Regions from separate parts of the Homo sapiens genome. Here regions 1 and 2 are each linked to region 3. Evidence: chromatin loops called from intact Hi-C (ENCODE). Cell type or tissue: mammary epithelial cell. All regions are shown on one strand. Region 1 has its middle 14 kb from the start of SIX3-AS1. Region 2 overlaps CAMKMT (calmodulin-lysine N-methyltransferase). Region 3 overlaps CAMKMT (calmodulin-lysine N-methyltransferase).

Evidence for each region. Hi-C counts contacts between places; a loop is a spot of excess contacts. Peaks named below come from ENCODE experiments on the same cell type or tissue, not always from the same donor. Only the 100,000 strongest peaks of a DNase experiment are listed, where the experiment ranks them.
Region 1: a loop joins it to region 3, with 15 times the contacts of the local background. A loop is called at or near these places in 16 of 110 quality-filtered maps.
Region 2: it touches region 3 in a loop (20-fold over the local background); 12 of 110 quality-filtered maps call a loop at or near these places.

The regions. Positions count from the first base shown.
Region 1 is chr2:44,954,433-44,956,932 of GRCh38, reverse strand. No RefSeq gene overlaps it. Among named protein-coding and RNA genes, the nearest start is that of SIX3-AS1, 14 kb to the right of the region's middle. RefSeq lists a silencer at 1,040-1,229 and an enhancer at 1,100-1,806. In mammary epithelial cell, a CTCF peak has its summit at 1,132 (motif pointing right); a DNase peak (open chromatin) is centred at 1,162; H3K4me3 peaks cover 367 bases; H3K27me3 peaks cover 1,095 bases.
Region 2 is chr2:44,714,452-44,716,951 of GRCh38, reverse strand. It overlaps CAMKMT (calmodulin-lysine N-methyltransferase), which reads right to left. Exons shown (of 11, transcript NM_024766.5): 7 at 1,599-1,665. Among named protein-coding and RNA genes, the nearest start is that of LINC01833, 220 kb to the left of the region's middle. In mammary epithelial cell, a CTCF peak has its summit at 1,167 (motif pointing right); a DNase peak (open chromatin) is centred at 1,171.
Region 3 is chr2:44,559,484-44,561,983 of GRCh38, reverse strand. All of the region lies in intron 3 of CAMKMT (calmodulin-lysine N-methyltransferase), which reads right to left. Among named protein-coding and RNA genes, the nearest start is that of CAMKMT, 200 kb to the right of the region's middle. In mammary epithelial cell, a CTCF peak has its summit at 1,404 (motif pointing left); no DNase peak of the experiment used is centred here; H3K27ac peaks cover 377 bases.

The sequences.
Region 1 (2,500 bases), 390 kb before region 3:
AAAACTGTAGCTGAGAAAAGGAAAAGAGCCTGTGATGGCTCCTCTTAACCACTCCCCACCACCACCACCACCATCCTCTTTCCAGACCACCTGGCATTGGAACGCAGCCTCCCTTAGGCACCATGGTGGACTCTATAGAGCAATCGGCCACCTAACTAGCTTTGTACTTAAGGACAGAGACTTAGCCAGAATCTCGGTTTCCTTGTCTATTTAAATGGAAAACGAAGCAATTCCAAATATTCCTTTCACTGCTGACACTTGATACTCTTATCAATACATTCGCCCAAGCTGGCTGGCTATGCTGTCCAGAGCAAAGCAATGTCTTCACCATCAGACTGTGGAGCACCCCAGGAAACAGCTGTCCCTCTCAGCACCCAATGCTCTTTTGTACCCAGGTGTCTTTGGACACACACTTCCCAGTCCCTTGACTGTCCTTCCCTCCTCACTGGCCTGGAAAACTCATGCTTATCCATCAAGATTTGTTTCAAAGGCCCTCCTCGGGCTCCCACTTTGTCCATACCTCCATATGGCAGCTTCAATGATAATTTGTGTATTGTGTTTCTCTGCTTGCACTAAACTATAATCGCAGGGCCAGGGTCTAGGCTGCCATTGGCTGTCTCCAAGGTGTGGCAGCGTCAGGCATATGGAAGGCCTTCAGCAAGCCCTTGTGGAGAGGAGAGGGTACTAGCTCCGCATGGCTTCCCACCAGACAGCCTATCACCATGGAAGACAGCCCCACACTCCCGCTGTAGGAGACCTAGAGGCATCTATCTGCAAGACAAGAAGTTAATAGTGCCGAAGAAGGGAAATATTAGCATGAGACCTATTGCAAGTCCAGGTGGGCAGCCACGGGATCAAGTAGTAAAGCAAGAGAAAGGAGCTAGAAAGGTGACTCCAAATCCCACAGGCCAGGGTGGAGGGTCCTACCCACGCAAAATGGTGGACTTTGGTATAAGACAGCGCGCAGTCCCTCAAGAGGAGAAGCAGGCTATCCCGGTGGAAGAGGTGTTGCGAAAACTCGAGCAGAAAAGGACAGCGCGGCAGGGCAAGGCCCCCCACACCACCCACGTGCACTACCAAGGCCCGCGGTGCGGAGGGTTCGCATGCTATGCACCATCGCCGCGAGGTGGCAGCAAAAACCCGCCAGTGGCCCCAGAGCGCGCTGCTTTCCGCCTCCAACCTGCAGTGCTTTGCGCCAGGGTGCGCACAGCCAGCGCGAGGGGCGTCCGGCCGCGGAACCGCGGGGTCCAAGGCTGAGCACTGCTGCCAGGCTTCGGGGTCCTCGGAGGCCAAAGAGGGGACTTCCCTGGGTCTCTGGCTCTTGAGAGCTCCCAGACTGGAGTCTGGCAACTTCTTGGGGGCATCATGGAATCTAGCTATCCGACCTGCAGCCTTCCTCAGCTCTCCCATCCCTGGGGGAACGGGTCCACCATACTCCTGCCTCCCCGCTGGCCCGGCGTGAGGGGTTGCGTCCTGGACTCTTCTGCGGGGACAGAGCCCTAGTCCGCCTACATCCTTCACCACATACCTCCTGCTCCTACCCACCGCTCCCGCCAGCACGCGAGAGCGGGTCTGGAAGCTGAGGCTTCCCTCCCTGTCCTGCTCCTGGGTACCTGCCACACACGCGCCCACACAGTCGGAGACAGTTGCGGGCGTGGAGTCACCCAAAGGCCACGCACGCAGACACGCACTGGCACAGATGCGCCCTGGTCGCACCTACACTCCAAGCTCGCTAGGAGCAGATGTGAAAGGCCCAGGGGTGCAATGTGCAATGGAAGAATCGCAGGACTAGGGGCCGAGAAACTTGAGTTTGACTTTGACTCACTCCATTTCTCTGGGTCTCTAAACTCTCGCGTGTCCAATAACAAGATCGCCAAGCTGCCTGGAAGCCGACGCCTCCTCTGCGTGGAAGCGCCGCGGCAGCCCGGAAAAGCCTCTCTGAATGTCCCAAAAGGGCAAATGGAACATTCCCGCGCTGGGTTGGCTTGACCCCTGGAGACCGAGGCAAGGAGGTCGCGCGAAAACGGTGTGCAGGAGGCTGCGCGCACTGAAGTTTCGCAGAGCCTGCGAAGACTCAGGGGTTCGGAGGCGCGCGCGTCCTGGGTCCCTTGCGACACTTCTGACCCTCGGTACCCTTCTCACGGGCCACGCTTCCACTCACCCAGTGCGCTGCTCTCCTCGGGTCACCCCAGTTACTCCTGGAGGATTTGGAGCCTGGGACTCGAGCTTTCACCGTCCTCCCGCACCCCAGTGCCAGCTGTTATTGTGCAGTAGAACAAAGGCCGAAATGGGTGGGTATGGGAGGAGACCTGGCCCTACAGGACTCCCATTCTGGTAGGGAATGGGTTTTGGAACAAAGTGCAAGGGTTTGATTGGTTCGCGGCGTCCACCGACAGACCCCTCTAAGGAGCACGTGTGAGCACGTGAATTGTGAGCGCACAGGAAGCTGAAGGTCGGAGGGCAGCCTATAAGGTCTGCAGCTGGTCATCAAGTCCTCACC
Region 2 (2,500 bases), 150 kb before region 3:
TGTTTATTAATTAGTGATTATTAACACCCAGTAAACAACATTATGTCTTGTAAAAACACAATCTCTCTTCACAGCATGAAGCTGAAATCTATTATTCCCTGATTCCATATGCTGAAATACACTCAAATGCTCACAAATGACCTTAAACATTAAATAAATGTAAATGAGGACAACATAGAAAATGCACTTTTGATTGATAACTAAAAGACCAGGTTGAAAATCATGTCCAAAAACGAAGTCCTCTCCAGAAGGGTAAGGCCGTCTGCACTGTGAAGGAAAGGCTGTCCTAACAATGAGGACCCCACAGGTAACGGCAGACCCTTTCTCTTTCTCTCAACCTACCCCAGGTTTTCTGGGAAACAGAAGTGGTTTGTTCATTTATATGAGAAACACAGAATATGCTGTCCCCTGTGCCACCAGCTTACTCCCAACATTTTAAACAGGATTTAAAAATACACTATGGACACTTCATTACATTCACCAATTAATATAAGAGAAAAAAATTATTGCTATTCCATAGCCTCACACCAATATGTGTCATCACTTTGGTTTTTAAGCATTGTAGCTATTTTCATGTCCGAAGCCAGCACACCAAGATCACTGGCTGCCGGGGCTGTATCGTGGGTGTGTCCAAGAGAAATCAGTCTGTGGGCTTTGTCTGTTAATGAGTAGTTTATATAACTAATAAAAAAAATCAAACTGGGAAGTTGGGGTGGGAAAGTGTCTTTACCATAGGGAAAATTCAAAATACCAAATGATGACAGCTTCACAGTAATAAAGAAAACAATTAATTTAACAGAGAGTTATTCTAATAAAGTCTGTGGTTAAATGAATGACAAAAAATGCACAAATACAGCTGTTTCATGTGAAAACTATGAAATGATTACTCACTTCTCTAGATCCATTACCAACAGGGCAAAAATAAAATGTAGCATCACAGAACACACCATTGTTGTGGCTAAGAGCAAGCATTCCTCCTAGTTTGTATAAGAATTAACAGAATCTAAAAGCGAATGGACACCTAGACTATTTTAAAATCATGAAACAGAGCAGGGTTTCTCAGTGTTGGCACTATTGACATTCTGGGCCAGATGTTTCTTTGTTGTACGGGGGTGTCCTAAGCAACATAGGATGTTCAGTGGAATCCCTGGTCTCTACCACTAGATGCCAGTAGCAACATTCCCCGCTCTCCTACCAAGTCATGACAACAAAAAAAAATATCTCCAGGGAATGCCAAAAGTCCCCTTGGGGGCAAAACTGCTCCTAGGCTGAGACTCACTGGAAGAGAGCCATTTAAGGAGTTCCCAGGCCTGGCTTCTCCCAACCTCATACTGTATAATCATAAATCATCCCCAACCCAGTGTTTAATATACTTATCTTGTTTTCTCATCTATTAATTGGAGCTAATGAGAGTGTCTGTCTGCCTCATAGTATTCCAATGAGCATTAAATGAGATAATACTTGTAAAGTGCTTAAAACAGTGCCTGACACACAGCAGGTGCTCAATAAATGTTAGCTATTATTATTTTTAATAACCATCCATAGTATCAAGAAAAGCAATTTCAATGGGAATTTTTTAATGCAGAAAGGTATCTTACCAGCTTGATATTTTCTGGGTCTTAAACACACCAGCCTTCTGATTCCTTGTGATGATGTCTTGCACATCTACAGGACACAGTTAAGAAAACATCTGCACTGATTGTGAAGTGACCAAAAAAAAAGGTCCAGAAACAGTTATCTTTTTTTTTTTTTTTTTTTTGAGACAGGGTCTCGCTCTGTTGCCCAGGCTGGAGTGCAGTGGCGTGATCTCAGCTCACTGCACCCTCTACCTCCTGGGTTCAAGTGATCCTCCCACCTCAGCCTCCCTAGTAGCTGGGACTAAAGGCATGAGCCACCACACCCAGCTAATTTTTGTATCTTTAGTAGAGATGGGCTTCACCATGTTGGCCAGGCTGGTCTCGAACTCCTGACCTCAGGTAATCCACCTGTCTCAGTTTCCCAAAATACTGGGATTACAGGTGTGAGCCACTGCGCCTGGCCAATCTTTTTATCATACATGGGATGAGCACAGCGAAAGGAGAAGAGCTGTATGTGAGGTGTGAAGCAGGATGCTGACTTGCCACAGGCAAGCTCTTTTACTTCCCTGGGCTGCATTTTATCACCTGAGATGGATCATCATGGCAAGCCCCAGAGTTATGAGTGCTGGTGGGAAATGACTGTCCCATAGGTGCCATGTCCTACTTGCTTAAAAGGGCAAGGAGTCCAAAGGCAAGCCTCTCTGTCAGCAGGGAGAGCAATGTCAGTCTCCTGAGACTTTCCAGTGTGAAGTATTTCCAATCTCCTAAATGCTGCTAGGGAGGGGTGGAGAGGAGCAGCAGGATGACACTTGGGAGGAAGTGAGAAGAAAAAGATGAAGAAAATCTTGGAGAATCTTTGAGAGAAAATGAATTACTGAAGAAAGTCAGTTGAGTGAAAAGTCCCCTGAAGAACTGTCTTTACA
Region 3 (2,500 bases):
CACTTGGAATGGAGGCTCACTTTTTTCTCCCTCTTATATTCTCCAGCCCTGTCCATGGCTCACTTCCCTACCTGGCCATCGCCTAGTGATTTCCTTGACTTTTCCTGACCCATCCATGTCCTCAAAGACTCTTACAGACAATTCCACTTCCTTGTTCATTTAGCAGTATCAGATCTACTTTATTTTCTTTATCAGAAATGAGTGAGGGGATCCAATGTGACCAGATCTTAAGGTCCCTCATCAATGTCTTAAGTGCAACTTGCTCTAAACCCCATAATATTGTTGTCTATCTATAGCTTAAGCTGGCAGATTGAAAAACTCCTAATAAGAGATATCATTCACCTCCTGAAAAGGGAGCAGAACATGTTTGACAAAAAACTAGCTGAATTGATTGAGAGTAAATGGGAATATTAATAAAAAGGCCTACAGGTATGACTTAGAAGAATTATATTGGGAAATGTCACCAGGTTATCCCAAGTGAAAGCAACGAGGAAAAGAAAGTCACATGCTTATTTATCAATTCATAGTGATGAATAATAAGTAAACTGTATGTTCAGAATATATTTATCTATGTAAAAATCAAACACAAAGAAGGAAAGAAAAAGTGGAGATTAAGAAAGGAAAACAGTAATGGTAGTCTTGTGGAAGTACACATACTATAAACCACCAGCTAGATGGAGAATTCAGATAATCTATTTCTAAGTCTAGATACAAAACCATGATTTTGGTAAGACGTAGTAATGTTGAGGAGCTTCACCTCACCAGGAGTATGCTGCCAAGTTGGTAGGAACTTACAAAACACAGTATCAGAAAGGCTAAATTCCAGAATGCTGAGGCATGCAAGAAGAAAGAAAAAAAAATGATAAAGATTATAAGAAGGTTGTTTGGAATAAGAAGACAAACAAGAATGTTACAAAACCAGTGGTCAGGCCATATGACATAATAATAAAGGGTGACAGGAAGGCAGCTATACTTATCAATTCCTGTTTTGCTTAGATTTAATTTTCTCTCTGAAAATGGTAGAACAAGAATCAAAAAGAAAGACTCAAAGCCCCCATCTAAGGTGTAAGATAGTAGGAAAACAGCATGAAGTCACTTCAAGTGAATTCAACTTTTCAAGCTTAGACAAATTACACTCCAGGGTTCTGAAACAACTTGAGGGCAAGTGTGCAAAATCAATATTAGTAACTTTGAGACATCCCAAAGAATGGGGGAGCTGCCAGGGAAATGGAGATGGGCATAGGTAGGCTTTGTTCAGATGATTTTGAAGGATAAAATTAGATTAGGTTAACTATTGTCCAAAGAGCTTAAATATACCACCTCAAACTATATAATATTAGATATTAATAAATGAGAGCATGCTTTTTTCTTTTTAGACTGGTCAATCAGTCTATCATTAGAAGGATGCCACCTGCTGGGCACCGTGGCTCACGCCTATAATCCCAGCACTTTGGAAGGCCAAGGCAGGAAGATTGTTTGAGGCCAGAAGTTCGAGACCTGCCTGGGCAATATAGCAAGACACTGTCTCCAGAAAAAAAAAATTAAAAAATTAGCTGGGCATAGTGGTATGCTCCTGTAGTCCTAGCTACTTAGGTGGCTGAGTGGGAGGATCGCTTGAGCCCAGGAGTGAGCTATGATCATGCCACTGCACTCCAGCCTGAGCAACAGAGTGAGACCTTATCTCTAAAAGAAAATAAATTTTAAAAAACAAGTATGTTAGAGTATCTCTTAGTTCCAAGAAGACATTTAACTAAGCCTCAGATAGATTCTTATGGACAAGACTAAGAAAAACTGGCCAAGTCAGTTGATGGATGTCAATTTTTCCTAACAGAAACTCCCAGTGTGTTGTGTTTAGCTCTAGCCTATTCAAATATTTTACTGACAACTTGAAAAGCGACTTCAAAGGCAAACTTACACATTTCCCAATAGCCAAAGCAAGAGGGCTAGTTAATAATACAGATGATGAATAAAAACTTGAATTGACTTTGATTGGCATAAAATGAGTTTAAAAACCAATATTATTCAAAGTCAATATAAAAATGAGTTTAAAAACCAATATTATTCAAAGTCAAATGAAATTTTGCAGGCAAAAACATAGAGAAGCTTTTTTATCTTAAACAAAAAATTAGGTCCCATGTACAAATTGGACAAGACCTAGTTTGCTAGCAGTTCAAATAAAAAACTTGATTCTGAATAGTCATAAAATGCTTTATCATGAACCATTTATGTAAATTTAAATCAATAACTGTTTCAGGCATTGAGCTAGACTCTTTCCCCTCCTCCATAATTATCCTCCAGTAAGTAGATAGAGGGTTCAGCTCTACAGACATACTAGTCTGCTCAACTAGACCCTGTGTAAGACACATCTTTCAAAGGGATAACAGATTTGGTAGAGAAGAGGGTGAAAAATCTGAAGACCACATTAAAAAAAAAGTGGTTATGTAAAATAGAAATTCTTAGTTTGAAGAAATAAAGGTTTACAAAAGCCATGAGAGTTGTC